6 separate regions of the Homo sapiens genome follow, and regions 2, 3, 4, 5 and 6 are each linked to region 1. The links are chromatin loops, found by intact Hi-C in ENCODE. Cell type or tissue: endothelial cell of umbilical vein. All regions are shown on one strand. Region 1 holds the start of LOC124904208 (a long non-coding RNA gene). Region 2 overlaps DDAH1 (dimethylarginine dimethylaminohydrolase 1). Region 3 overlaps DDAH1 (dimethylarginine dimethylaminohydrolase 1). Region 4 holds the start of DDAH1 (dimethylarginine dimethylaminohydrolase 1). Region 5 overlaps DDAH1 (dimethylarginine dimethylaminohydrolase 1). Region 6 overlaps DDAH1 (dimethylarginine dimethylaminohydrolase 1).

What was found. A loop is a pair of places that touch in the nucleus more often than their neighbours do. Peaks named below come from ENCODE experiments on the same cell type or tissue, not always from the same donor. Only the 100,000 strongest peaks of a DNase experiment are listed, where the experiment ranks them.
Region 2: it touches region 1 in a loop (5-fold over the local background); 17 of 110 quality-filtered maps call a loop at or near these places.
Region 3: it touches region 1 in a loop (9-fold over the local background); 2 of 110 quality-filtered maps call a loop at or near these places.
Region 4: a loop joins it to region 1, with 9 times the contacts of the local background. A loop is called at or near these places in 25 of 110 quality-filtered maps.
Region 5: it touches region 1 in a loop (10-fold over the local background); 22 of 110 quality-filtered maps call a loop at or near these places.
Region 6: it touches region 1 in a loop (13-fold over the local background); 10 of 110 quality-filtered maps call a loop at or near these places.

Annotation. Positions count from the first base shown.
Region 1 is chr1:85,574,432-85,579,431 of GRCh38, forward strand. LOC124904208 (a long non-coding RNA gene) reads right to left here and starts at 2,615. Exons shown (of 2, transcript XR_007066201.1): 1 at 2,595-2,615; 2 at 1-1,473. It also overlaps a transcript of DDAH1 not described here. RefSeq lists silencers at 2,369-2,568, 2,679-2,958 and an enhancer at 3,439-3,498. In endothelial cell of umbilical vein, a CTCF peak has its summit at 2,691 (motif pointing right); DNase peaks (open chromatin) are centred at 2,230, 2,650, 3,630 and 4,210; H3K4me3 peaks cover 2,428 bases; H3K27ac peaks cover 3,372 bases.
Region 2 is chr1:85,415,402-85,420,401 of GRCh38, forward strand. The region is part of intron 1 of DDAH1 (dimethylarginine dimethylaminohydrolase 1); the gene reads right to left. Among named protein-coding and RNA genes, the nearest start is that of DDAH1, 47 kb to the right of the region's middle. In endothelial cell of umbilical vein, no CTCF peak of the experiment used is centred here; DNase peaks (open chromatin) are centred at 1,960 and 2,610; H3K27ac peaks cover 2,223 bases.
Region 3 is chr1:85,446,617-85,451,616 of GRCh38, forward strand. All of the region lies in intron 1 of DDAH1 (dimethylarginine dimethylaminohydrolase 1), which reads right to left. Among named protein-coding and RNA genes, the nearest start is that of DDAH1, 16 kb to the right of the region's middle. In endothelial cell of umbilical vein, no CTCF peak of the experiment used is centred here; a DNase peak (open chromatin) is centred at 1,955; H3K27ac peaks cover 2,874 bases.
Region 4 is chr1:85,461,896-85,466,895 of GRCh38, forward strand. It overlaps DDAH1 (dimethylarginine dimethylaminohydrolase 1), which reads right to left and starts at 3,264. Exons shown (of 6, transcript NM_012137.4): 1 at 2,848-3,264. The coding sequence starts at 3,150. RefSeq lists silencers at 2,673-2,872, 3,113-3,522. In endothelial cell of umbilical vein, no CTCF peak of the experiment used is centred here; DNase peaks (open chromatin) are centred at 1,366, 2,806 and 3,326; H3K4me3 peaks cover 3,284 bases; H3K27ac peaks cover 3,493 bases.
Region 5 is chr1:85,327,193-85,332,192 of GRCh38, forward strand. The region is part of intron 4 of DDAH1 (dimethylarginine dimethylaminohydrolase 1); the gene reads right to left. Among named protein-coding and RNA genes, the nearest start is that of BCL10, 53 kb to the left of the region's middle. RefSeq lists enhancers at 903-1,072, 1,548-2,126. In endothelial cell of umbilical vein, no CTCF peak of the experiment used is centred here; DNase peaks (open chromatin) are centred at 1,989, 3,259 and 3,909; H3K27ac peaks cover 4,938 bases.
Region 6 is chr1:85,342,202-85,347,201 of GRCh38, forward strand. The region is part of intron 4 of DDAH1 (dimethylarginine dimethylaminohydrolase 1); the gene reads right to left. Among named protein-coding and RNA genes, the nearest start is that of BCL10, 68 kb to the left of the region's middle. In endothelial cell of umbilical vein, a CTCF peak has its summit at 2,211 (motif pointing right); DNase peaks (open chromatin) are centred at 130 and 1,670; H3K27ac peaks cover 4,268 bases.

The DNA.
Region 1 (5,000 bases):
ATGGTCCAGTGCATCAGACTGATTGTTATGCCCAGTCAAGGCCTTGTTCCCTTCCTCTCAAATGTCCTGCCCTGCTATCAAACTCCTGTTCATCCTTTCAGCCCCAGATTAGTCGTTCCCCCTAACTCCTCTCAGGCAGTGAAGTATCCACACAGCATTTATGTACCCACTTCTGCAATATGCCTTACAGTCCTGCGGGGGACGTTCAATATTAAAATCCTCTTTCTCATGTCACCAGTACCTAGCACTATGCCATGACACATCACAAGCTCTGAATAAATCTGGGATTCAGGGAAGGGTAAATACATTGTCCTCAAATATATGGGTAATTAGTCCAGGCGCTATGGCTCATGCCTGTAATCCCAGCACTTTGGGAGGCCGAGGCGGGTGGATCACTTGAGGCCAGAAATTCGAGACCAGCCTGGCCAACATGGTGAAAACCCATCTCTCTCTCTCTCTCTATATATATATATATGTAATTAATTATAACATAGTTGGGGAGAAAACGGGTTAAAAACAGACGGGGAGCCTGGTGCAGTGGCTCACACCTGCAATCTCAGCACTTGGGGAGGCCGAGATGGGCAGATCGCTTGAGCCCAGGAGTTTAAAACCAGCCTGAGCAACATGGGGAGACCCCATCTCTACAAAAATTAGCTGGGTGTGGTGGCATGAGCCTGTAGTCCCAGCTACTCAGGAGGCTAAGGCGGGTGGATGGCTTGAGCCCAGGAGGTCAAGGCTATGGTGAGCCTAGATCATGCCACTGCACTCTAGCCTGGGTGACAGAACCAGACCATGTTACAAAAAAACAAAACAAAACAAAACAAAACAAAACCAACAACAAAAACAGACTGGGTCCACAGTGAACACCCAGACTGATGAACCATCAAGTAAGTGATGCTGAAACCTTTATCTCAATGACAAATTCAACTCCTACCAGGCCAAGCCTTATTCCAGAAGTAGGGATTGCCTGAACAATGTGGCTTATGAGGTGTCAAAAGAACCCCAGAGGTCCTAAACATCTTCCCCACCAGCCTGCCAAGGTGCTTAAAGACCACTCTATATATGTATCTGCATTAAGACCTTTTCTGTTAAAATACAACACTCCTTTTCTCCCTCCTTCCTAAGAGCCAGTACATTACGCAATTCTCAGGGGTTAGCACAGCTTCAGGTAATTTATCAACTATTTTTTATATCTGATGCATTTCACCTAGACTATTTGGGTAAGCTGTGATAGAGTTAAATAAAGGTAAATTTCCAGGAGAAGAGGATGGGCCTGAATGTCTGAGGTAAGAGATAGAGAGTAGGCAGTATAGCACAGTAGTTAAGTGTGAGACCTTATGATCTGGGCCCAAATCCAGTTTCGCTGCTGGCTAGGTGAGTGACCTTGGCTAGTCACTTACCTTCCATGCCTCCATTTCTTCATTTAGATAGAAAATGGTGTTACTCAGGAAAGGGAACATCACACACTGGGGCCTGTTGTGGGGTCAGGGGAGAGGGGAGGGATAGCATTAGGAGATATACCTAATGTTAAATGATGAGTTAATGGGTGCAGCACACTAACATGGCACATGTATACATATGTAACAAACCTGCACGTTGTGCACATGTACCCTAAAACTTAAAGTATAATAAAAATAAATAAATAAAATTTAAAAAAAAAGAAAAAAAAAAGAAAATGGTGTTACCAAGATGACCTGCTTCAATGGGGCATCTGAGAATTAAACAAATCAATATATAGAAGGCATTTAAAATGATGCCCAACCTATGTGAACCCTATATAATGTGTTAATTTCTGACTAATTTATTAGAGGGGATGACATGAGATTTGGCCCTGAAAGGAGCTGCTCTGGCTTTACTACTTGCTGCCTCCTTTCCCAATTTACTGAGAAGCAGGCAAGGTCCCGAGAGGATGAGCAGCGTCCCCAAGGCCACAGCCTACTGATGGCAGAGCCAGGACTTCCTATCCAGGGCTCCCCACACGCGGAACTTCTCGAGGAGGAAGAGGGGAAGGGGTCGTGGGAGGCCAGGAGAAACCGAGAGCCAGCTTTACCATGTGTCCCTTCTGGGGATAATGGAATCCAGGCCCTTCGGGGCTTTTCCCCAGAGCTGGCTACACGTCCCGCTCTCGGGTGCGCTTGGTGTCCACGCAAACGCCATCCTCCGAACATCCCCCCGCCCACACACACACATACACACACAGCCCCACACCCTTGCGCCGGACGCACCCTCTACGTCTGGCACAGCACGGCAACTCGCTGCCCCGCTGGGAGGACTAGTCAACAGGGGGGCGGACGGGAAAAGTGACACAACTGGGCCGCGGCGCCCTCCGCGCCAGCCTCCCACGCAGCGCAGGGCGGACTTCGGCCCTCAGAGGGGTGAGGACTGGGGCCAAACTGCCCGGGTCTACCCCGCCGCCCGCAACGCTCCGGGGTCCCGCGCGGAGGGAGGCCTGGGCGCGGGCCGCCGCGGCGCACTTTTCAGGAACGCGGCGGCCGCAAGCCTGCCAGGCCGGGTCGCAGGACAGCCGCCGCCGCCGCCACCGCCACCGCCACCGCCCCCCGAAGCTAGATGACGGAGTCTTGAAAGACTTTCACCAAATATGGGCCGGGGCTGGAAACGTCCTGCGCCGCGCGCCGCCGGAAACCTCGATTCTTGGCAACCGCGGTGACTGTGGGCGCGCGGGCGGGGTGGCCGGCAGGGGGCGGCGGTAGCAGCCGGGCAGGCGCGTCCGGATGCCTCGCGTCCCGCACCCTCTCGCGGTGCGGACCCTCTCCGCTCCCTCCGCAGGGGTCCCGGAGCCGACCGCCCTCTCCGCGCGTCGGCCACCCAGTTCCTGCCGCAGCCACCAGGATCCTGGCTTCCTGGGGCTCTCCTGGCTGTCAAGCCAAGGGGATGGGGGCGGGGAAATGGTAGAGGAGAGAAATGGGATGGTACGGGGGCGCCACCTTAAAGCCGGTCTTTTGCAGACACCATTAAGTTCTGTTCATTAAGGTGGCTTTGAAGAGTGGAGTTGTGAGGTTGGGTGTGCAGCCGAGGATCTATGAAGACACACACACACACCCCTACTACAGGCACTCCGGTCGTCCAGGGCAGTGGTGCTCAGGGTGTGATCTCCGGACCAGCAGCATCAACATCACCTGGGGACTTGTTAGAAATGTAACTAATCAGAAACTCTGGGGTGGGAACCCAGAGAACCATTCATTAACTAGCCCTCCAGGCGACTCGGATGCACGCTAGTCTGAGAGCCTTCCTAGGGCTAGGAAACTGGAGTCGCCAGATTTACCGTTATTATTCTCGGTTGCCGCCAGACAGTGAGCCCTTCATTAGGTAACCTAAAATTCCCTGGCAGCAGCGGTTGAGAGACGTCCCCATCTCTCAGCCCGAAGCCAGGAGCTGCAGAAGACAAGTAGCCCCTTCTCCGTGGATTGCAATCCAAGGCAGCCCAAGGAAACAAGGCAGTCCGTTATTTCCTCCTGGGGCACCCGTATGGGGAGGGTGAAGGAGAAACTAGCAAAAGAGCCATACAGAATTAGCACCCGAAGCAACACTTACCCATAAACATTTGCACATTTCGCCTCCTGTCCGTCAACTTGGACTGATCTGCGGCTCCCAGCGGAGGCGGCGAGAAGGCGACGGGAGGCTGGGGTTTCTGGACGGTCTTTGGGCAGGACTTGAGGAGCCGCTGTTTCTCTTGCCTAATGTCGTCGATTACTAGCAGGCGCAACAGCACATGGTATATGGAGAGGCTGTGCACATAGGTTACTCTAGTGTCTCCCGCTCCCACACCTCCTGGCCCTGTTGCTCCAGCTTCCCACCCCCATCCCACAACACACCCCCTGCTTTAAATGGGCAGCTGACGGTAAGGTTCTCTAAATTTCTCTTCTGGGGCAAACTCATCCTCAAGATTCCCCAGTTGAAGTCCAGAAACAAACCCACACACCCTTGTTAAAAAAACTTTAATGTGATTTTAAAGGAATCTCTGGAATGGCGTGTGTTTGAACGCAGTGCGGCAGACTGGATCTCTGCCGTCCCCCATCCCCAACCTCCAATTAAGGTATATACGGCCAGTTGGATGATCCACTGTGCTTTTATTTTAAATCATGATGGACAGATTGCGTGAAAAACAAGGAATTCCAAAGAATTTCCTGCTCTGGGAAGAGAAGTTAAATCTATATTTAACAACATTTGAAGCTGTCAAGAATGCTTTGTGGTTGGATAACAGAGGCAGAAAAATGTTAAAAACGCAGGCTACTGCTATACCCAAATATGGAAATATTGTTACGTCTGGTGTCTGATTCACCATCTGGAAATACTTACAACCATGAAGTCAAATAGAAAAGACGCCACAACAGAAGCCAGGAACCCTCCTCTCCATTCTCTCTCTAGTTCAACCAGTACTGTCCCTGCACCCCTCCTCCCCCCTCCCGCCCCCCGTCACTTCATTAAGAAGGAAACAATAATGAAATGATAAGGCAGGAAAAACAGTGTTTTGTAAATAATAATTGATGTATTAACCTGTGTACGTGTTGGGCCCACACTTTCCTCACTGTATTTGCATAACACCTGACAATCCATTGTCTTGAAAAGTCTCCCACCCCTAACCCTCTAACAGAGCTTTAGAGATCCCACTCCCTCTAGCAAATGCTGCTTCCATTTATGAAAGGGCACTTTGGAATGAATGAAACTGAACTCCTTCCTGCAAGAATTCTCTTCACTGGAGTGTGTTTTCATCCTGACAGATTCTCATTGTGCTTATCAGGAAAGTCAGCATTAGCACTAAGGGCCTTTTCAAGCAAGACTGCTAAATTATGAAGTCTGAATAGCCTTAAACATTAAAAAGGATAAGTAGTTATCCTAGAGCATATGAGTCTTACATGATAATTTTTATTAAAATTATGCAAAAAGTTTTTGAAACTTGCAGGGAAAGTTTATCAATCACACTAATGGTATTGGTGATGTTCAAGTAAATTGTCTTGTGGTGGGGTCTTCTACTGAGTGTG
Region 2 (5,000 bases), 160 kb before region 1:
CTTTACAAGCCAGCTCTACTTCTAGAAATCTGAGAGAATTTCTAGCACGTGTAACCTAGGAGATACATTTCAGTTTATTAATTGCAGGGTTGCTCATAGTATTAATAGCAAGAAACAATCCAAATATAAATCAGCAGAAAAAACTGAATATATTCATACATTGAAATACATCATACAGTAATGTTAAGTAAAATAAGTCACACAAAAACATAAAAAGTATGATTCTATTTATGCAAAGTTCAAAAACAGAAAAAAATGAAACACTATATTATTTGGGGGGAAATAGACAAGTAATGAAATAATGAAGAAAAACAAGGGAATAGGTTGACATAAAACTCAGACGAGTAGTTACCTCTGTGGGGAGGATTGTGATTGAGGAGAGGTTCACAGATGCCTTCTAAATTTTGATTTTTTAAATCTGTGTAATAAGTATACAGGTATTCATTTTATTTTCTTTAAACTTTTCAGTTGTTTTAAAACACTGTTCTGAATGTATACTTTTCAATAATTAAAAAATTATATGTCAGCTACATTTTAAAATGAATCAAATTCTTCCTGAATCCTACCATAGGAATTATCTACTTATATAAATTATATCATGAAAGCTTTAGAAAAGCAAATAATATTAAAGAAAGAAAAGCAAATAAAATAACCCCTTAATTTATTAATACTGATGCTCATACTTTTAGTTTTGAGTTTGCTTATGTTAGGACATATTTGCATATAATTTACTTCGAGGTATGAAAAAAGAATATAAATTTTTTGAATCTTTCACTCTAACAAAGTCTTATCACAGTCTTTGTGTGACTGTGATTTTGGTTTCCTTCTATATATAGTATTTGGTTTTTGTTTTTTTGGGTTTTTTTTTGAGACGGAGTCTCACTCCCGGGTTCAAGCGATTCTCCTGCCTCAGCCTCCTGAGTAGCTGGGACTACAGGCATCCACCATGACACCGGCTAAATTTTGTATTTTTAGTAGAGACAGGGTTTCAACATGTTGGCCAGGCTGGTATCAAACTTCTGACCTCAGGTGATCCAGCCACCTTGGCCTCCCAAAGTGTTGGGATTACAGGCATGAGCCACCATGCCCAGCCTACAAACAGTATTTGACTAGTTTGATTATCTGCAGGGAAATGTTCATAAAGTTCATAATATTCCCAAAGATAGTTATTTTAAAAACAGTTGTCTCTAGTTTCTGGAAAAGAAAGAATTTAGAATAGTGTGGTCAGACCTGGAGTGGATCAGACAACTGAACTGGTGCCTTCTTTTCTTTTTTTCTTTTTTTGAAACAGGGTCTTGCTCTGTTGCCCAGGCTGGAGTGTAGCTGCATGATCATGGCTCACTGTAACCTTTGCCTCGTGGGCTCAAGCAATCCTCTCATCTCAGTCTTCTGAGTAGCTGTGACCACAGGTGCACATCACTACATCCAGCTAATTTTTGTTTTTTTTGTAGAGACGGGGTTTCGCCATGTTGCCCAGGCTGGTCTCGAACTCCCAGGCTCAAGCAATCTGTCTGCATTGGCCTCCCAAATAGGTGGGATTACAAGCATGAGCCACTACTGCACCTGGATGAACTAGTGTTTTTTCTAACCAAGGTTCTCTCAGTGGCTTTTACCGGGTAGTGGTCCTACATATAACATCATGAAGACAACACTAGATTTTACTTTTTAGAAAACCATTTTTTGTGGATGAAACCCACCAACTGTAAAATGATCAAATTATCAGGTGAAAAAATATGATTTTAGTGAAGGGACTCTGCTGGCACCTTGAGTTGAAATCTGAGACCCCGACAGCCAAGCTGGCTGGGCTGGAAGGCTCTGTGAAGCACAGCGTGCAGCCAGGAGTTGGCGCTGGTGAAGGACAGCCACCTCCTGGCAGGGCTGGATCAGTCTACTGTGCTGGGTGAGTGGGAACAGCGGGGAGGGAAGTCAGGCCTGGCTGTGTGCAAGAGCCCCATTCACAGAGAGGCAAGTGGGTTCGATATGCTTGTGTTCTAGGCCTCATCCCTTCCATCATGCCAGTCTCCATCCCCAATATCACCACCCCCACACCCTCTAAATGTTGACAGGTCCCTTCCTGAGGGCAGGTTCTTCACCACTCTTACAGCTCAGTTGACTGAGAAGTCCAATCATATTTTCTGAGAATTTAAGCAAACAGGATCCCTTTGAAGAAAATCAAAGTTGGAATGTAAATCCTATCTCCTTATAGGGAAATCTAAAAGCCTTAAAAATATTTCTCTTTATCAATCTTAATACATATAACTCTCCTTGTAATCAGCAGCAGCTTCCTGCAAAATTATTCAATACAAAAAGAATAAAATAATCTCTGTCCTCTCTAATGCCCAAATAGTATGTATTTGCCCTATAAAAGCCATTTCTCTCATGAATTGAAGAGTGAATTTAGAAAATCAACTGCAAGATAATTGAAAAATACCCTGATTTGAAAACTAAAAATAGGCAATTCATTGTCAAGCTGAGATCCTTTAAAAGATGGTCACAAAGACTGTTTTAGAAATATAATTATTACATATATTTACATACCACATACCATTCTACTAACGATTACAAATCATAGTTGCTTTGCGGAAAGTCTGTAGGAAATGGTGGCAGAAGATAAGCTTTCAGACAGTTTGATTAGGATGGGCATAATGACCAAATCTACAGAGCTCTTTGAAAACATTAGGATAAGAGGCTGAAATAGCTGCTTCATCTTTTTGAACCTCATTTGCTATTAAGCTTGCTGCTGCTGCAGGCAGATAAGATCCAAGACCAAACACAAAAACATACATTTGATTCAGCAGGAGGCTTATCTCAGCAAGTGGACCAATCAAAAAATTGGTCCAAGAAAAGCATTTCCCTTTTTCGTCCCAACAATTCAGGGTCTCTCTACAATGTAACAAGTGAAAACATGAAAGGTTAATTTGTTTTTTGTCCCACTAAAATGAGACCAATAAAACTCGGTAAAACAAGAAATTTATGAAATTCCTTAAAAAACAAATTTCTTTTTATGTGTTTATTATACAATTTGACACATCTGGGGTTTATAATTTATAGGAACAGAAGGTAAAAGACCATGAATTTGGTCTGAAATGGGCGAACTATGATCTAAACTCTGGTGCAACATAATTTATGGACCAAATACCAGGAGAAGGCATCACATTTCATTGGTATTTAAAATTTCATTTACACTTTTCAGTTAAATGCTCGTTTGCAGAGGAAGTCAACAAAAGTTTTTATCTTTCAGCCTTTCTCTCTAGCAAGCTGGAAAATGTAGCATCTCTTCGGATGTTGGAAATGTCCTTTTCAGTGTTCAGGAATGCTGTCACTTCTCCTTTTAACACAGTACCCATATCCCTGCTTTCCCATCCATTTGAATTGGTTCCTGGTGCAACAGGAACACTATCTTGCCATGCTATGGGTCCTATCCCATAATCAATGTTAGTGGTGGATAAAGGAGTGGAGTACAGATTATAGGTCAGGACAGGAGAAGCCAGTCATATCTCTCCAACTTGGCTCCCTCTATGCCCTCTGCTCATATCGTAGTTGGGTTGATGTCTGCATTACAAGAGGGAAAGAGCCTTCCATGCCTTTGCCTATAAAAGACTGGTTCTGCCCAACTTTTCCTAGCTGGACAAATCAGTTAAGTAGGATCTGTAATCAACGTATGCTAAGTTTTACAGGAAAAACAAGTTGATGCATGACAGATGTGATTGCTTTTCCTAGGAAAAAGCCATTAAAATTGTAAAAGTGTTAAAGCCTTGAACAACTCCAGGAGATACCATTATATGAATGGTGTCTCCTGGAATTGTGCGATGAAGTGCTCCTTCAAACAGTAGCAATAAGAAAGTTTGGGTAATGTGGCCAGAAGTGTGGCTCACATCTGTAATCGCAGCACTTTGGGAGGCCGAGGTGGGCAGATCACCTGAGGTCAGGAGTTCGAGACCACCCTGACCAATATGATGAAGCCCTGTCTCTACTAAAAACACAAAAAATTAGCCAGGCATGGTGGCATGTGCCTGTAACCCCAGCTATTCGGGAGGCTGAGACAGGAGAATCACTTGAAACCGGGAGACAGAGGTTGCAGTTAGCCAAGATCACACCATTGCATTCCAGCCTGGACGACAAGAGTGAAACTCCATCTTAAAAAAAAAAAAAAAAAAAAGTCTGGGTAACATATTTTAAAAATAAACTTTCTCTTTGGGACAGTTTTAGATTTAAAGAAAAATTGTGAAACTAGTACAAAAAGTTCCTATATGGACCTGCAAATGCATTCCCCTATTATTGCCTTCTTACGTTAGTATGATGCATTTGTTACCATATATTGGTTCACCTAATGTCCTTTTCCTATATTGGGATCCCATCTAGGATCCAACATTGCATTTGAATCCTCATGCCTCCCTAGGCTTCTCTTGGCTATAACAATTTTTCAGACTTATTTTTTAAGACCTTGAGAGTTTTCAGGAGAGCTGATTTTATTTTATTTTATTTTTGTAGAATGTCCCTCAAGTTGCATTTCCTTGATTTTTTAAAAATAACAATTAGTCTGGGCTTATCATTTTTTGGAGAGAATCACAGGGGTAAAGTGCCATTTTCATCACATTTTATCAAGGTTGCAAACTATCAACCCTCTGGAGCTGTGGTCTGAGCTGCGGTTCGACCTGGGCTCCTCTGAGCTATGGCTAGATGGGGTTCGACTGGGATGCAGGGAGCAGTGTCCCGAGGCTGTGCAGGGCAGCACACTCCCTGGGTCTGTCCCAGGAAACCTAGGAGGGAAGCCTCCTAGGCCTCAGGGCCTGTGATGGGAGGGGCTGCCATGAAGGTCTCTGAAATGCCTTTGAGGACTTTTCCCCACTGTCTTGGCTACCAGCACTTGCCTTATTTTTAGTTATGCAAATTTCTCTAGCAAGTGGTTGCTCAGCAGCCACATGGCCAGGTTGCAAATTTTCCAAACTCTTACTCTCTGCTTCCCTTTTAAATATAAGTTCCAGCTTTAAGTCATTTAT
Region 3 (5,000 bases), 130 kb before region 1:
TACCTTTTGAGGCCTAATATCCAAAATCCTTTCCTTCCTGTTATTTGCCCCCTTGTTTCAATCCCACCTCCCTTCCTCTCCCTCTCCCTCAATTCTCCTGCCACCCCTCCCCCAATCCTCTAGCATATGGCTTAGTGTCATGGAGATGTATCAAGTTTCTGGGTAGAAACTGAGGATTTCATTTCCAGTTAGTTCCTCCTCCTTTCTTCTTCTCCTTCTCTCTTCCTATTTGCCCCTTTTCTTCCTGATGTACACTATTCCTGCAGCAACAGCATTTTACATTATACTTAAATTTCACCTAGGATAGGAGAGACGTGTGTCTCACTGAAAGGATATAGGACAGGCCACCTTTCAACAGGAAGAAAGAAAGGTGGTCATCATTGAATTTTAAAACTCAATGGAATAAAAGATCAGAATGTGGCTTCCCCACACAAGGCACTCTTTCTTTCATGACAGGTCAGTGTTTGGATTCATTTATTAGCATGAGGAGGTCAGCTACACAGGAGACACCAATCACTGCCTGCCTATTTATATGCAAAAATATGCCTGCTGCTCTAAGCAAACCCACTCTGATCTTGGCCTCTGAAGCTACATCTGGTTGAACCAGAGCTGGGCACCTGAACTGAATTCAGTCTATTTATAGGCTGGCCAGCTATATATCACTTGGTTGCCTGCATCAAAAAATTAGCATGGGCCCATGAGGCTCTCCATTTAAACATTTTAAGTTGAGAAACTGGAAATCTGAGTCAGAAAGCCACAGCAGCTAAGTTACAGGAATATGAAGTAAACTCGAGTGGGCCACAAGGAAGCTTAAGATAAACCAGAGAATTGAATGAAGCAAGTGGACAGTGAGAAGAGATGGCATGAGTAGAAAGAGAGACTTCATGTCCCTAATGATTCTGTGGTTTCTATTTGAGTCTATCCTTACAATCTTCCTCCTCCTTCTTGCAGGAATATGTTTCAGTTATTTGCAACCTAAAGGAATCTGACTAGAATGTAAAATCATTGACCTAGTAATATGATTGCTAGTCTGAGCCTGGAGGTAGCTCCCGTTTACTTCCAAGGCTTGCCAAAGATTCAAATGGAGTTACCAGGAATTGTAAGTTTAGTCAGTCTGAATTATGCAAAATGTTAACCAAAAGCTACACTGACCTTTGATGTCTGAATTTCCTCATCAACAGGCTAATCCTTGACAGAAACACTGGAAGGATTTCTTCTCTGCAAAACTACCCTCTTCCTTCACGCTGAATCATCAGAAAGAGGAGCCGGCTGCATCCCTAAATTCATCCCTTATTTTAATTAACCCAAGGATGACATGGAGGCCTTGGAGACCCTATACAGTGCTGTGTGTTCAGCAGTAAATATCCACCCATTGTAGTCAGGAGCCAGCATCTTCATCATCCTTTCTTGTTAGAACAAACTTGTCCAACCCATGGCCCATGGGCCACATGTGGCCTAGGACGGCTTTGAATGCGGCCCAACACAAATTTGTAAAGTTTCTTAAAACATTAGGAGATTTTTTTGTGATTTTTTTAAGCTCATCAGCTATTGTGTTAGAGTATTTTATGTGTGGCCCAAGACAATTCTTCTTCTTCCAATGTGGCCCAGGGAAGCCGAAAGATCGGACACCCCTATGTTAGAACACCAAGGTCTATTACTTTGAAGTTGTTATCCTGGATTACCAATCAGAATTTGTGTTTTCACCATTACTAAGCCTACTCTTTAATTCTCTCAATCATCTCTGCTCTAAGAGATAAGGAATGGCAGGAATTATTAAGAGTGAGAGGTTCTGAAAATCTGGTTGGTTTATTTTAGAGTTCTATGAAGTATTCATTTCCTCCTTGTACCACCCCCCTTTGTTTACAAGTGAGTATCCCTCTGTTGCTCTCCTTTGGCACAAATATTCAGATGAAAAACATCCACATAAATGAGCGGTGTCTTAATCTGAAGAAATGTGCTCTGCATCCCATCAATAGGAGCTCTAATTCCCCTATGGTTCAGGACACTCCAGTGACTCAAATGACCTTTCTGCCAAAGGATCTGCATCACTTCCTTTGTTCCTGTTCTACATAATATGGAATTACAATAATGTGAATAATTTTTCTTTTATAAAAAAACCCCACGAAACACAGGAAATCTATCAAAAACAGTTTTGACAATTGAGAAAATCACATTTTAATCTGTTTAATTAAACACAGTGAAATTTCTTTTCTGCCAGCAAAGAATTTTACAAATTTTACAAAATTGGACTAGATTCAGTTTAGTGAGCATTCCAAGAACAAGTTTGTTAAACTGAGACAGAAAAGTAGCATTTAATTGATAAGCTATATAGCTAGTTACTACAGGAGAAGGGGAAAGAGACAAAGTTAAGGGTGTGCCTCAGTCAAGTTATCGTACCTCAAACTTCCTAAGAGGCTAAATCTAGTAAATACTTTAAAATATAAAAGCACACATTGGTTCTGAGTCCCGTCAGTAAAATGGCCCAATAGCACAAGGCCAGTGACCAGGGATGGTTCCGACTCTGGGCAAAACAAAGAAGACTCAGAATGGCAGCTGGCATCAGGGGCCCCCACAGAAGGGGCTAGGCTGAGGGCACAGGCCAGCATAAGGCAGGTTGGTGTCTGGCCCAATGCAGACATATGAGAAGGTTGGCAGAACATGGCACCAAGAGGACATAGCAGTATGTTTGAGAGATTCTCTCATATGAGGACTAGAGGTCAGCCTTGGGGTCTTTTGCAGGGAATCTAGGTAGGAAACCAACAAAAGGGGTCAAGATGTAAACCCAGTTAATGGAACCAAGGCACTACCTGAGCATATGAAATGAATAAGAGTCATGGTGGGGTAGGGCCATCAGCAGAATGATGAGGCTGACCAACAGACCTATTGAACAAGGGACACTTTATTTCTTCTAATAGCCAGATGGCTTCCAGGGCTTGGAAGGGGGCCAAGACAGCTAGAGAGAATGATGGATTTAAAGTGCTGGCACCCAGTAAATACAGGATAAACGATACTGCTGTTGTTTATTGCGGGTGAAGGATTAGCTGGGAGAAGGTGTATAACACTGGAAGGGGTCTCTGAACCTGAAAACTACATGAAGCACAACGGAGATGCATGTGTGGTGGGTGAAAGTCCAAGCAGGTGGGGCTGGATCTCTGGAAAGCATGGCAGCAGGAACAGGTGGCAGATGAAGTTGGGAGGTGGAGAAGAGGTGTGTTTGTACTGGAGAGAGAGGTAGACTACAGGGTCAAGAAGTCAGAGCTGGCCAGAAGCAGGTGCCCATGGTGCTGGAGTACAGGGGCAGGATTCTTGTCCCTTCCAGCAGAGAGAGGGAATATTCCTAAGAATAAAATCAGAGGTATACAAACAGGAGCAACAGCATGGGTAATCCACTAATTCCTCTGCAACACAGGTAACACCGGTCTCATCTAAAAGCTGATACTCAGGTCTTTTGCAAGTAAGGTCTCTTATTGACATTTTACAACTTTATGAGACAAGTTGCGTTTTTTCTTTAGGACACTTACTGGTATTTTTAATTACACATATATTTGCGATTATTTATTTCATGCTTATCTCTCCAATTAAACTACAGGCTCCATGAGGGCAGGCATCATATTTGTTTACTTTATGTTTTGCATGTAGTAGGCACTAAACAACAATTGCCTGTTGAATAAATAAAAGTAGTGTCACCCTTTCTTACAGGTGACAAACCTGTATCAAAAGTTTTTTTGGCCAAGTTCACCTTGCTAATAAGTGGTAGGTCTGGGTCTTTACAGGTGACCGAAGCTTTCTAAGAGTAGTCTCTTTCTATCAGGACCTCTCTCTAAGGTTGTCACAGCTTGGTGTCACAGTTATTGTGCAAAGGATATTGGTCAAATCTAGTCAATCCGATATATCATCAAGAATAGGCTAGTTATCGCCAGTCCATAAATAATAATGTTACTATTACCATACGTACAATCCTTCACTCATCATAACATTGCCACTGTAATCACTGTTGTATAAAGCATCACAGCATTCAAAAAACTTTGATCTTCATGCATCCTTGGGAAGAAGGCATAAAGGTATTTTACAGGAAACTGAAACTTTTGAGTTGCCTGAGATGATGTAACTGAGAAGTGGAACTGAGACTCAATTCCAGGTGGAATTTCACCTGCAATGTAAGAGGAATTTTTTAAGTACTTAAAATGGAAAATATATCGAATGTGTAAAGATACTTAAAATGTGAATTCAAATGCTAATATATGACTAGTTCAAGATCAGATGATAAGCTTAATGGCAGAAATATCTCTAAGTATTCATTCACTTAGAAGATCAGAGGATGAAGAGAAATTATAAAAAGGGTAGTACCTTTTGACTCAGTTGAGTCTGATGACCTACTCCTAAAACCATGAGCTGGAGAGAGGCCAGTGCCCACAAGAGACCTGCCTGTAGAGTGGCACAGGCGCTGGGTGACTGGCCCGGCTGCCAGCTGAGGATCAAGTGCATATCTCTAATGGTCTTACCATCCTCCTGGCATGTTTCAGGTGGAGTCAGCATAGGGGTCCAAAATACAAGAGCAATGAATGCCAACTGCTGGACAGAATCTCAGTCTGGGCAGGCCACAGGTGGTCTGGCCACAGCCCAATGGATGGAGGTCTCCAGTTTCCAGGAAGAGAAGATAGCAGGAGAAGGGCACAGCCTCAATCCTTAGGGGCTTGAATAGCAGCCCTTTAGAAAGACAAAAAGCATATAAAGGCAGAAAGAAGAGGGACTGATCACTGATGGAAGAGCTACTCTGTGCATGGTACTGCTCAGTACCTTACCTGTATTATTGCATTTATTCACCATAACAATGCTATAGGGTAGTCAAAACCACCTCAACACTACAGATGATGAAAGTGATGCTGTACTTGCTCAAGGCCACACAGCTAATAAGCACTGGAACCACAATTTGAATTTATAGCTGTCCCCTGCCAGTCCTCAGGGCACATGGAAAGGAAGAGAACGCCCCCTCTCAAAAG
Region 4 (5,000 bases), 110 kb before region 1:
TAGAGCTTTGGAGTTCTCTAAACCCGAGTTCAAATCCTGGTTTTACAGGTTACACTCTATAACCCTGGCCAATTTATTTAATCTCTCCAGGCCTCAGTTTCACCAACTTTAAAATAGGAATTATGATAGTATTGAGTTCAAAGAGTTGATGTGAGTATTAATGAAATGCACATCATAAATCTGGTATGGTGTATGGCAAGTGGCAAGTACCCAATAAATATTAGCTAATAATAGTGATAACAGTAAGCTGAGAACTTAAGACAGATAAAAGGGAAGAGAGGAAAGAGGAAGAGTACCCGGACAAAATAAAAGCAATAGTCTGGTGAGCTTCAGTGAAAGAACCTCGCTCGATCCATGGATCAGGGGATGCTTGGGGTGGGATCAGAGGTGAAGCTGAAGCTGGAAAGGCAAGCACAGCCCAGCTCAATGGGTTTATCTAAGCTCAGTGGGGGCCCCTTGAGAATTTTAGTCAGAGAAGGGACAGGATCAGATCTGAGTTTTTAAAAGACCAGCTTGGCTACAGTGTGGGAATGGAATGGAAAATTGACAAGACTAGAGGCAGAGATCAGTGACAATAATTTTAAAATAATTCCTTGGCTACTGTGGATTTTCACAGTTGGGAATGCAGACATCACATGAAAAAAATATACAGCAATCCATAGAGGGTCTTGAAGTAACTATCTTCTTGTATTAGCATTTCATTCATCATTCATTCATTCATCCACTCACTCAACAAGCATTAACACCTACCAAGGCGGTGAGCTGGTGCCGTGAGAGATTTCTACAAGCATTGCCCTACATGACTCTGCCCTCCAGAAGCATCCCATCCAACACTGACTGCCCATATTCCTCTCCCTGCCTGGGAGGCCTGTTACCCTGGTGACCCAGATCATGTGCAATGCAAAGGCAGGCACCAGCAGGAGACCCAAACCCAGAGGCAGTATCACATAGTAGAGAGATGTCACTAACTACATCAGTGTATAGCTGACTTCTTATTAACGGAGTAAATCTTCCCTGATCCATAGTTAAGTGAATAATAATAGTCAACATTCATCAAATGTCCTGTCCTGTGAATTTCAGGTAGATTAATACATCTATTACAACAACTTTGTGAAACAGGTATTATTATGTCCACTGTATAGATGCGAAAACTGAGGCAAGAGACACTCCCTAAAGGTCACAGAATTAGAAAGTGGTAGAGCTGAGATTCAGTCTAATGTTTTTATCCACTACACCATGTGACTTCTGGCAGTGGGCCACCAGGCTGATATCAGAATTAAACCAATTTAAAATGTATGCTTCAAAATCTAGGCAGGGGAAAAAGATCACTGCTCACTTAGGTATCAGGGAGGCCAAAGCTTGGAAGCTTTTATTATAGGAATAAAATGAAATGGGTGAATAAATATGGTGACAGTCTCTTGAGAAGAAATTGGACTACTCTCATCAAAAGAGTGCCATTTTGAAAGGGTTTTGAAATCGATTTTGCTCTTTTAAGTTCAAACCATAGCTCTGCCATTTGGCCTAGAACGCATTAGAAAGTATTCAAATGGGATTACATTCCTTATCAGTTTAAAAGAGTGGGACATCTCACAGACTCAAAGATGGAGAGGTGTGGCAAAGACATCAAAGGGCTAGCAGAGATCTGTTACTCTTTTGGTTTTCTGTTAATGGAGGGTGAAATAAAAGCTGATTATCTCGATGAGAAATTAGTAGAATATGCTTATTTTCTCAGACCATGTGGCATTCCATCAACCAAGTAGTGGAGCAGGTGAGGAATAAGCATATTTTATCATAAGCTCTATGAGGCATTTCCAATGTGAAGTGAATACAGACAAAATAGAAAAAAAATTCTTAAATCTCCAGAAATGAAAGAAACCACTAGCTTCTTGCAATGCCACTGGATGCCAATAGCAACGGAGTCTTGAGCCTGGGCTCTTAACTGGCAATGAGAAGAATCCCAGGCCAGATGGCATTTTAAAATCCAATCTCACTCTATTTGTCTCTCCCCACTAACCTACATTGCACTTAAAGCAATCAGCCATTTCACAAGCTGCAGTATTTCAAAGTAGTTACAACCCTTGAGAACAGAAAAACTCTCTTAATTGCTGTGAGTTTAAAAATATAGAGAATAAAAATTATGGAATTTGTGAAACAACCATCTCTAATTAAACACGCTCGCTAGCACACACACCCAACACCGCACAGAGTACAGCTTTTCAAACCTAGCCCATTCATGCACACATTTAGCACAGCTCACCAACAAAACACTTTTCCTTCCATTCATTCACTTACTAGTCCCGTTCTTTGGGACTCACTCGCCACCACTGAAAACTAACTTGAGAAGCCCCAGGTCTGTGGGCACCGACACCCCGTTAATTCATCCAGCTTGTCCTGCTCCGAGCGCCAGGCAGGACTTGGGGGCTTCGGTGTCACGACTGGCGCTGCCCCCTGGAGGGACGCCCAGCCTCCACCCGCCCTACCGGAGCGGCACCCCTCGCGGCCCTCGCTCCCTGGGAAACACTCAGAGTTGCACTGTCGTCGCTGCCGTTTAATTTTCACAAATAAAAATGCCCGTGAGACGGAATCCCCCGCCCACCCACCTGCCCGAGACCGTACAACCACATTGAATCGGATCCTCCAGAAGGCTGCCGGCAGCCGGGAGGTGTGAACAATGAACTTCTCTCTGACTCTCTGACACACACACACACACACACACTCGCCCCCCGACGGGAAGTTGTGAACTACTAGCCCGAGGGCCAATGGCGCGACTCCCCAGGCAACACGGCGGCCGGCGGCGGGGGAGGGCCTGGCGCGCGCCCCGGCCGCGCCCCTCGAGTCGGCAGTTACCTCCTTCCTCCGGCTCGGCGCCCCGGGTCGGGTGATGAGGGCCGTCTCCTCGCACACCACGGCCACGTCCTCCACGAAGACGCAGTCCGGAAGGCTCTCGTCGGCCGGCAGCTCCACCACCTGCAGCCCCAGCTTGCTGCCCAGCACGCCCACGTAGAGCTGGTGCTGCCGTTCCGCGCGGGCGACGTCCACCTCCTCGCCCTTGGCGCTTCTCAGCGCGTGCTGGCCGAGCGACTCGGGTAGCGCCCGCACCACGGCGTGGGTGGCCCGGCCGAAGGCGGCGGGGTGGCCGAGCCCGGCCATGGCTTCGGGAGGCTTAGGGGCGGCGGCGGCGGCGGAGGCGGCCGGGTCCTGCCGCGGGCAGCGCGCGCTGAGCCTGCGAGCGCCCGTCGGCTCCTCTTGGCAGCCGCTGAATGTGGTGCAGAAGGAGCCCAGCTCGCGCCCGGAGCCCTGCCCGCGCGACTGAGCATGCCCAGAGCTCCGGGCGCCGGCCCGCGCGCATCCCGCGCGCCCACTCCGGCGCTCGCGGGTCTCGCGCCAGCCCAGGCGGGAGTTGTAGCGGCGAGCGCCGGGCGAGGAGTGGGGCCAGGAGAGGCGGCCGGGGAAGCAGCGAGGGCAAGAAGTATGCGGAGGCGGGGGACCTCGGCGAAAAGCCACCGCTACCCGGACCTGGCGGTACCTGTGTTCTGTCGCAGGTGCACACCTCCCATCGTCCCCAGCGCGGACTTGGAGAGCCGGCCTCGGTCTGGACAGAGCAGCTGGAGGGCTTCCTGGTCTTTACCTGAACAGTTTAAACCTTGCGTGCTTACAAAGTCTAGCCCACTTTTGAAGAGCTATAATGGTTTACAGATTCTTCATGTTGAGCTTAAATCCCACGGGTCCCAGTTCTGTTTTCTGGCCTTACCTAAAGTACAAGTTTTTCTTGTTTTGTGTGTGTTCGCGTGTGTGTGTGTTTTCACAAAACAGCATTTGCATATCTGAAAACAGTTCTAATTATCTATGCTGCCTAACACCATCCTCTACCCCCCACCCTAAACCCCCTCCAGTCCTGGAGCCCAAACCACTGAAAAGTAACTAGTGATTTGGTTTCCAAGTCCCTTCAACATTCTGGTCAGCTTCCTTTTGATACACACCAATTTGCTTGTATCCTTTTAAAATCATAGTATCCGGAAAATAAACAATTCTTCCTGTGTGGTCTGACCAGCACAGACTACAGCAGCACCCTTGTTCCAGATGCTGGGCCTCTATGAACACTGCCTAAGCCTGTATTCACTTTTTTGGTGGTCTAGGGCCAAGGCCCAGGCTACAGCCTTCTTGCCAGAACTCTGATCCCAGCTTTTAGGAAACTCTGGATTTCTAGGAGCAGGTCTCTCTGAGCATCCTAGAATGGTTGCCCCAACTGAGCCCAGAGATGTGATCTGCCTTCTCTCCCCTCCCACAAGGGTGGTGTGAATTTATAAATGAGCTTCAAAATTCTCAGCTTCACATTTGAGGAGTTTTTTTTGTTTTTTGTTGTTGTTTTGTTTTGACGGAGTTTCACTCTTGTTGCCCAGGCTGGAGTGCAGTGGCACGATCTCGGCTTACTTCAACTGCTGCCTCCCCAGTTCAAGCAATTCTCCTGCCTCAGCCTCCTGAGTAGCTGGGACTACAGGTGCACGCCACCACTCGCGGCTAATTTGTATTTTTAGCAGAGACAGGGTTTCACCATGTTGGCTAGGCTGGTCTCGAACTCCTGACCTCAGGTGATCCACCCGCCTCCACCTCCCAAAGTGCTGGGATTACAGGCATGAGCTACCACGCCCTGCCCAAATTTGAGGAGTCTCAAGGACAGCTCTGACACTGACATTGGGAAGTGGGACCAAAAGTAAAATAACAAACCTTTAAGACCGACTAGGTAGTACTTCTAAAGCAAAATTCTTAGGGGATCCAGGCAGCCCCATTAGCCCCAGTTTAGCGTCAGAAATCACTTAATGGTGTCCTCAGATGGAGGATTTCCATCAAAGTTACAGGTGAAAGTTGATCTTTTACCTTAAGCTTGCCCTGGTTAAATATAAAATTTATTTATTTTTAAATTAGTTCATTATTTATTCTTTTTTTTTTTTTTTTTTTTTTGAGATGGAGTTTCGCTCTTGTTTCCCAGGCTGGAGTGCAAT
Region 5 (5,000 bases), 250 kb before region 1:
GCTGGGTGTGGTGGCACACACCTGTAGTCACCTCCTCAGGAGGCTGAGGTGGGAAGATCATAGAGGTTGCCACCAGCCGAGATAGTGCCACTGCACTCCAGCCTGAGCCACAGATAATCTGTCTTGGAGTCTAATCCTTAGTCTTAAAAACCATAAAAGACTAGACCTACCATATTCTCACAATTACTTCTTCAGCTTCCTTCTTTCTAAGGCCTACGTTAACATGTAATCTAGTAGTGTTGCAGGCTTAGCATCCCTTCTACCTAGATCCCCTAGAGAGATAATTGCTACAAAGTTCCCAAAGTTTTTGGAATAAGGACAAATTTTACTATGAGTTTTTGTGCAGTTTTGCTCTCTTCAACCAGACTGCTACCTCCTTGAATGCAGGTCCAGGCATAATGAGGTGGACAGAGCATGGGCTTCAGAGTCAGAAAGGTCTGGGTCTGAAGCCTTGCTCAGCCACACACTAATTGTGTGACTTTGGGAAAGTCACATATGCCCTGTGAGCCTCAATTCCCTCAGCAGTAAAATGGGATGGGAATGCTATACCTATCCTCCACAGGGTAACTCTGAAGATTATTTAAAAAAAACCCCAAAACAGATAATGTACATAAAATGCTTAGCACAAGCTTCTAGCAGATATTAAATGTGTAATAAAAGTCGGTTCACTTCCCTCTTTGTTTCTTGCAAGTCACTTGACATATAGCAGGTGACCAAAATATGTTTGCACTAACTGGTTCATTTCTTCATTCCTTTCACCTTTTTAAACGCTACAGAGAACCTCAGGAGGGCACTGTGATGAACTGTGTGGTCAATCACATGGGTAAACAATTGAATTCCCTCAGAGAAACAAGGTATGGTCTATGTCCAGAAACAGAAATACAACTCATTATTTTTAATGTGAAAAAACATGGCTAAAATCAACAAGGCCAAGGTTTGTCTGTTTTTCAAAGCCATACAGAAGGGCACTATACTCTGTGGTCCTAACTCAAATGACTCTGGATGACAAAGTAAGACAACAGGGGGTTGGATCTGGAATTACCTGCAGAGTATGTGGCACCTAAGGGCATTCACAGAAAGAAAGAAAAGAAAAACTTTTGTGTATATCAAACCGAACACATAAGCCTCTGTCAGGTTGTGACCCCAATTTAGTAAAATAGTCCATAAACCCAATGGGCAGATTGACTTCTTCATAGTAGAGTGGGGCTGCCTCGATATGCAAGGTGGCAGTTAGGATTTGTGAAACTTCTAGACAATAGCTTTTGGTCAGTCTCACAAACGTGCTTTTTTCCAGGTGCAGGGAATGGGATTCCACTATGTCTAAATCTCTGTTTATTATGTGCTGTTGAGGGTGGACCAAGATGGCCAGTCTGCTCATGTTTGCAGTCAGAACTGGACGGTCATCCTGTCACATGAATTGGACCTAGTTTACCCAAGAAGTTCAGAATTTCTTCCAGACAACTGGGGAGGCAGTTCTCTGAGCCAGAGGTTTACTAAGTAGGACCCCAGTGGTTTGAGGACCTCAGAGAGATCCTTAGAACATGTATACACAACCACTGCTACCTGGTCAACCTAGACACAAACAAAACAAAATCTAGAAAATCTATTACTCACATTGACTTACTTTTCTAAGCAATTGGGAAAACTGTGTGTGGCATATTTTGGCCCACACATTCAGGCTAAGTGCTCCCACCACTCATAATCACCAGATAACTGCCAGTTGGCTTTCCATTTTAATTTGTGATCTGCAGAAGCTTCATTGTACTCTTTACCCACAGATAAATAAATCACCCATGTCTCTTAGTACCAGATGAATTGAAAGAGAAAGAAACATGGCAAGACTACATCTCTTAGGCCTGACTTTATTCACTGGATCTAGCGGTCTGGGCAAATTCCCCACCTCTCAGTGTGACTCATGCATGTCCGGAGGTGACTACAAAGCAAAAGCATGGAATGTCATACATTCCAGAGGAAGTGTTCTCAGGGATTGTTATCAGTGCTGACTTCTTGTTTACCAGTGAGGAAACAAACTAAAATCTCCAAGGTTGTGCCCATCTCAGAAAGTACCACGTGTCACTGAAGTGACAGGGCCTGTCCAGTTGACTTCAGCTGTTTCCATGCTCTGCCCTATCCCCCAACCTCACCTCCTTGAGTGAACAATCCTCTCCCCTACTTGGTTCCTATTTGAATTGTTCTTCAGTTACTGGCATGTATTTGAAATTGTAATCACTCTTCATTCTTTAATGCTTCTTCCTTTTCTGAGCCTTATTTTTTATCATTTAAAGCTTCTGGTGGGGACATTCCTATACTTACTAACATAAAGGCCAGTACCTACTTTAGAATTATTTGAGGACAGTTTCAATTTTTCATTACTGGGAGGAAAGGAATTATAATATCTTTAGTGGGGAAATAATTTAATGCTGAGAATATATGAAGTAATTCATTGATAAATTCTACTGAGAGTTACTCTTAAAATAAATGTCTTAACAAAACCCCAACAAAGCTACCTTAGGAGAAGCTTTTCAATTAATTTATCAAGACTCCACGGTTATCATTTTAAGACAGATTTAAGAATATGCCCAAAGAAATGACTTTTAATAATGAACAGGCCCCATTTGGAGCAGTGAGTAGTTCTGCTTAACTGAAAAAAATTACAAAAGTTATGTCAGGTGTAGCCTTTCTAAATAAAAGGGATGTATGAAGTGGTAACTGTAGATAACAAACAAGAAATATGCTTTTCCCCCTTGAAAATGCTAAAGGTGCTTATTATAAACACAAAGAGATTTTGTCTTTCGAGGCAAAGAACAGATTTCTCCTTTCCTGTTGGAGTAATTATTTTCCTTTCTCTTGTATGTTGTTATTGTCTGAATAAGCTTACCATTTATTTGTAGCTGGGTTTAGGAGACACATGTATGTACACAAGACAGGGTGCTGGCCATTCAGCAGGGAACATGCAGAGAAAGATGCAGGAAGGCTGTGTTGCTCTTGAACATCTTTCCCTTTTTACACCCTAATGGGCACTGTGAGGATGTGTTAACACATCCTGTCTGGTAGGGTATCACCTCAAAGAGCTCAGGCTCCTGAGGACTGAGCAACAGTGAGGCCAAGGAACAGGTTCTGTTTCCCCTTTGTGGATGCACAGAGGCTTTGTTAAAAGATGAGCACCATTTCAAATATCCCGAGAATGCAGCTGTTGGGCCGTTTAGTTCTGTTCCAACATTTTTTCCTAAAAAAGCATGGAGGAGGTGGTACTGCTCCAGTGCTGTATGTAGTGTTTTTCCAACCCCAGGGACTGTACTTCCTGCTTCTCACTGTGTCTCAAGCCAGAATGGAAAGGAGACACACCTAAACCCTCCACACGTCACCACAAATTCCTTTCCCTAAGAGCAGATTACTTGATATCCTGAGAGGCCCCAGACTCAACTCTGAATGATACAAATGAGTTCTACAGGATTTGGGGGAAAGATCTGAGAAGTCAAGTTGCTGTTCCGAATGCCCTTTCTGAATTTTGCCAAAGGAATGATTCCACTTTATGGAAACTAATTTGAGTGATTATTATGGGGATTAGATCAATTGGTGGTCAGCTCTGTTCAACAATCTTTTATGGTACGCCCCCTTCGGGCTCAGCACAATGGCAGTGTGAGGTGGGAAAGGGAAAGAGATGCCTTCAGGAGATGAAAAGCTATCATTTAAGGCAGGACAAGCACATGAAGAGTATGCTAGCAGTAAAAAGACAGTCAACCTCACTTTTATCATAGGCAACTCCTTAACGAAGAAGGCACGCAGCTGTAGGGAGGAAATAGCTCTGAGAATCATTGTGGCCACACTGTCATGGTCTGTTATGCAGCTGCTGGTTGGAGGAATTGGCCTTGTTCCCCAGGGTGGAGCTGTCACAAAATAGAGTGGGAACTGTCTGGCTTTCAGCCCAAGAGAATCTGCATGGCAAGTTGCATTAACAACCAGGCATTTCCGGCAGTTCCCAACATTTCTGGGAATTTTCTCATCCAAACGACTGAAAGCCCACTCCATTCTCTTGCTTCTTACTCATGCTTTCTTTGTATAATGGTAATTATGTTTTAAAAAATCCTGGGCTATGTTGTTTCATGGAACAATTTAGAACTTATTGGTCAAACTCTGAAGCAAAGGTATATAAAAGGTAGTTAGAGATGTTTAGGGAATATTCAAAGCACATTTTTGGGTCACTCATAATTGATCTTTATATTCATATATGTATATATATATATATAACATAATGTACCCATCTTAACATATCAAAGCTAAACCAGTATTAAAAACAACTGACTATGGTCTATTGATACAATATATGATGCCCAAGTACACTCTTCATTGCTACTGCATATCTAAAATCATTTATTTATTTATCCATCCATCAAGAGTGTATTGAGAGCCTGACAACATACCAGCATCAAGCCCTGGAGGTCTTTTTAAGGCTGAGCCAATATAGCTATGGATAACATTCTAAAACTGATAGCATATTTTCATGTTTTATAGTCTTTCCACAGACTAGTTCAAAATGAACACTGCCTGAGAGGGGCTTTAAGATGACTGACTAGAGGTACTGGACACCTGTTTCCCCAGCAAAGAAGAGCCAAAATAGCAAGTAGATAATCATACTTTGAATAGACATCTAAGAGAGAATGCTGGAATTCAGCAGAGAAGTGACAGAAAACACCTGAGATACTGAAGGAGAGGGAGGCAAGGTAGACAGCCTGGCTGGAATCAGCTGGGAGCCCAGAGAGGGTCCCTAGTGAGAGGAAAGGGTAAGTGAGAGATTCCCAGTGGTACATGTTCCCATGTTGACTGCTGAAATCCTAGTCATAAGAGTCTCTCAAACCCCAAGGACCCTGAAACTGGTATTCCCGGGGTCCGTGTGGCAGCATTGCTCCAGAGATGGAGCCCACTCGGGTCCCATGTACCCACTTAGTTCTGGACAGATAGAGAGCCAGTTAGAAAGCCCATTTCCCACCAGACTGCATTGT
Region 6 (5,000 bases), 230 kb before region 1:
GTCCTCATGGGCATTTTGGCCCTGTAGGCAATTATGCTTCTTTAGTAGAATCAACATATGATTATTATTTTAAAAAGTAAGGTATTCTCTAATATCAGTAATAGTGTGAAGTTTAACTTTTTTCCCCCTTTTTGGCATATATCTTCACACAGTAAGATCAGGTCCTGTTGTTAGGTTTTTCTATGAGTGTGTGTGTGTGTGTGTGTGTGTGTTGGAGGAGGAGGTATGGGAATATGAGTCAAATGCAAGCTTCCTGTTCTCAGAAAATGATAACATTAGTGATTTTGGTAACTTGGAATATTTTAATGAGGAATTTTAGCATGTCAAATGGATTAAATCATGGCATCCAAATTATTACCCAGTTAGGTATTATATTTCAAGTTTATACAATGTTTAATTCTGGGCAGGAAAAACCTAAGAAGTTTCTAGTTTTCTATGGCTTTAATTTGAATACTTTCTTTACTTTTACTGCTAATGTAATCGGGATATGTTATTTTGCACCTGTATGACAAAAACGTTGGCTTCTTCAGGTGCACATTATTCGGGATTGTAAGCTGGGCACTTTTGGAAGTTGCAGATATCCTTGAAAGCAGTGGCTCTCAACCTTGGCCTGTGCATTAGAATCACCTGCAGAGCTTTTAAAAAATGCAGATGCCTGGGTTCCATTCCAGACCCAGAATATCAGAATTTTCTGAGATAAACCCAGGGTAGTATGTTTTCAGAAAGCTACTCAGATGCCTTTAAACCACTCTCACTAGGAACCACTAATTTAAGGTCACTTATAGACTTTTTCTTTCAGAAGTTAGAGTCTTGGGTTGAAAGGCCCCTTATAAGGCTATGTGGCCAACCATCCAACAGATGATTACCCCTACAATATCCTATAGAGTCAGTTTAATACTTTTTGATGGTCTAGTATATACTGGACAGGATGAACAGCACTTTTAAATATAATTTATTCCTTTTTCCCTTTGACATTTTCTTGAAAGCCCAAAAGGAAAAAAAAGCACATTATTCCCTTTCTCCTACTTGGCCAATTTTGACTTCTTCCTGCCTTGGGACTAATGCTAAAATTCAGCATGGCTGTTTTGGTGTCATAGCTTCAAATTATTTATTGGCTTATTATGCCAAAACATTTTATTTTGGCCACCCTAGCCTTGTTGGCATACAGCTCTGGGAATATTGTCAGATGAGGCAACTGCTGCCAGGAAAAGGAGCATAAACAGTTGTTACAAATTCAGAAGCTATTTGGTTTTGTGTTTTAATTTCTTAATACACGCATGGCAGATTTAAAAAAATCATTGTTTTGTGGAGCTGGTGAATACAACAGCCAGATAGTAAGACAAAATTAAACCTACAATGGGATTGTCAGTATGCCTTTCATAGCAGAGACTCAAAGTGGAAAATCTTGTGGCTACACACTATAATTCCCTGTGACAACAATAACTAAAAATGCAAAGTCTTTATTTTTTCCATTTCAATCACCCTGTTGATATGAGCTAGTTAGTTCTCATTCTGTCTTTTGGGTTTTGCTAGTTGTCATTAAAGGAAATTCCAGGCAATAAAAAGCATATAAAATCCAAACACATTAAGGGTTTTTCCATCTTCATTTTTTATATGACCATCTATAAAATAACATGGACATTTTTGGACATAAAAGCAATGCTGCAGCTGAGTCAAAACAAGAGGAAATACAGTCTGAGTGATCTCTATTATATAGTTAGTCATTCAAAAGAAAAACAGGCTGTGTGCTATGCAATTTAAATGAGGTACAAAGCAGCTCTTGTGTTCATTCAAGGAATGTTAGAAATTCAGTTAGTTATTTCAGGAAGTAGATAAGAAACCTAAAAGACATTTCCATTGAGATGCATTGTGAGCATTTTAATTTAAAATTACAAGTCTATTGAAAAACCACATACTGTATTTAAGCTCCATTTACATGACAAAGGCACAAAAAATGGAGTGGTGATCTCATAATTCTTTTCTTACCACGTCCTTGTAGTATTTTTATTAAAAGTATTTTTAGGTAATAATTTATTGTGATACAAAAGAACAGAATTACTAATTTTAAAAAAGTCCACCAAAGAAAACTATAGCTGTATCCCATAAATATACACAAATGTAATATATGAAAAAAATGAAAACAAAAACAAAACAAGACAAAACAACAAAAAATTCCTCTCCCACGGGGTTAGGAAGGTGAGGATGCTCCTCCTGCTGCCCGGCCAGCAGATGGCACAGTCCTGTAGCCGGTCAGTGCTGCAGTCCCTCCCAGGTGGGGTCAGCAGCTTCCTCCTCTGAATAGTTTCAGGAAAGTTTTAGCTAAAGGTACCACCTCCCCTGACCTCCCTCCCTCTCTCCCTTCCCTCCCTTCATCCTTCCCTCCCTTCCCTCCCTCCCTTCATCTTTCCTTCCTTAAGAAAATTTTTTTTTCTCCAATTGACTGGAAGAGTGAATGCTACCAATGAGGTCAAGTTAAAAATCATTACTGAGAATTACTGTGAGTCCCTCCTGAGGCAGATATTACTATCTGTCCTCCTGTGACGATAGCATGTAATTAATCCAGGTTTTTGGAAAAGAAGGCAATTTCAGGGATGGATCTAGAAAAAGAACAAGGTGAGATGTGGTATAGATTTACTCTTTCTTATGTCTTTTTCCCCCTTAATTAAAAAAATTAAAAACAGGGTAGTCTGTGGAAAAGACAGTCATCATGTAGAATGGTAAAGCAGGGGGTTAGGAGTTAGGCACACTTAGTTATTGGAGAATTATTTCTGTAAGTCAATCATAGCCTACTTCCAACAATGTAACATATATATTTTTCCTAAACTTTAAAAAATTAAAGTATACAAAGTGTAATATATAAAGTATAACACACAAAGTGGCCCTCTGGACCATGACTGCCTCCCTTCATCTTAAAATAACTATTATTCTGACAGGTAACAGTAGAGAGTAGCTTTGCCTCTTGTTTAACTATGTGCATGAAAGAATAGAATATTTATTCTTTGGGGGGGTTGGCTTCTTTTGTTCAAACTTTGGAGTAACTGGAGTACTCATCTTTTTAGAGAAGGCAAACATTCCTTCTGGAAGAGTACAAACAGGTCTAATGCCTGTGTGCTAATTAATTTGTCTTACATTATTTTTTTTTTTTTTTACAGGTAGAGGGGTATGAAGGTGAGATGCAAAGTTGGGAGAAAAACTATAGGAAATGCAGGTTGCTCTAAAAACTAATTTGGCCTAAATAATAGTATTTCTAGGATCAGACTTGCTGTTAAATATCTAGCATTTGTTCAAACCAACCTAACTTCTAGTACCTTTGCCATATGGATGGTAAAATGCAGTAATAATGTCTTCCTTTCTTCTTTCCCTAGATTGGTACCCTGTATTAAATGTGTTGTGGTGGCCAGGCCTGTAATCCCAGCACTTTGGGAGGCCGAGGCAGGCAGATCACTTGAGGTCAGGAGTTCGAGACCAGCCTGGCCAACACGGTGAAACCCCATCTCTACTAAAAATTCAAAAATTAGCTGGGCGTGGTGGCGGGTGCCTATAATCCCAGTTACTCAGGAGGCTGAGGCAGGAGAATCTCTTGAAAGTGGGAGGCAGAGATTGCAGTGAGCCAAGATCAAGCCACTGCTCTCCAGCCTGGGCAACAGAGTGAGACTCCATCTTAAATGAATCAATGAATGAGTGGATGAATGAATTTATGTGTTCTGGGCTTTTTAGCTGAGAATTGCTAAACTCTTCCTAGATGGATGATTTCATTTAAATATACAATGCACACACTATTAACTCTACTATAATCTCAAATGGCAAGATGATGATCTCCATAAGAATCCACTTCATTAACCAAGAGTAGATTGCAACCCATTACAAAGTATTTCAAATGCAATAAAACTACCCAGAAACCCTTGGGGCTCTCAGCTTTACCTAAACATGTAAGAAGTAGATTCTGAAGGAACCAAGTACTCAGAGAGCAGTGACAGAGGTGAGAAGTAATCAAGCTTTCGGTGTGTAGCACAGGAAGGCACAATTCACCTCTGTTTAAGTAATATGCCCTTTAAAGAGATGCCCAAGTGACCAGGGACTTCTCTACAGAGGAAAGAACTGAGACATCAAGGTTTACAAGGGAAAAAATAAATATCTGGTACCAAACTCACACCTATCCTGAGACTGCTCAGATCCTGGATACCAGTAAAAAATGGAAAGTCAGGAGATAGGTGGAAAGACACGGAAGGAGCAGACAAGCTCGGCTAGAACCAATCTATGGCAAAATAATTAGAAAAGGTTTTCTAATTAAAAAAGAAGATTCAGTATGGAGTAGGTTGGGCAACTGGGGCCAGGGGAATCAGGGCCCAGGAAACTTGTTTCTGGAACTGTAAGATCCCACTCAAAATGATTATTTCATCAGGTCTCAGTATTTTGAACTGTAAAATGGGAAAAACAAAGCCAATACCACTTTTATCACTTATAAGTGATATATTTGTCTCTATTCATCTGTCTTCCTGCCTGTCTATAATAACATGGAGTATTTATATTTCTATGTTAGTTAGCAATTAATAATTGCCCCATTAGATCTAATTAAATGAAGGAGCTTCTGCACAGCAAAAGAAACTATCATCGGAGTGAACAGGCAACCTACAGAATGGGAGAAAATTTTTGCAATCTACTCATCTGACAAAGGGTTAATATCCAGAATCTACAAAGAACTCAAACAAACTTACAAGAAAAAAACAAACAACCCCATCAAAAAGTGGGCAAAGGATATGAACAGACACTTCTCAAAAGAAGACATTTATGCAGCCAACAGACACATGAAAAAATGCTCATCATCACTGGCCATCAGAGAAATGCAAATCAAAACCACAATGAGATACCATCTCACACCAGTTAGAATGGCAATCATTAAAAAGTCAGGAAACAACAGGTGCTGGAGAGGATGTGGAGAAATAGGAACACTTTTACACTGTTGGTGGGACTGTCAACTAGTTCAACCATTGTGGAAGACA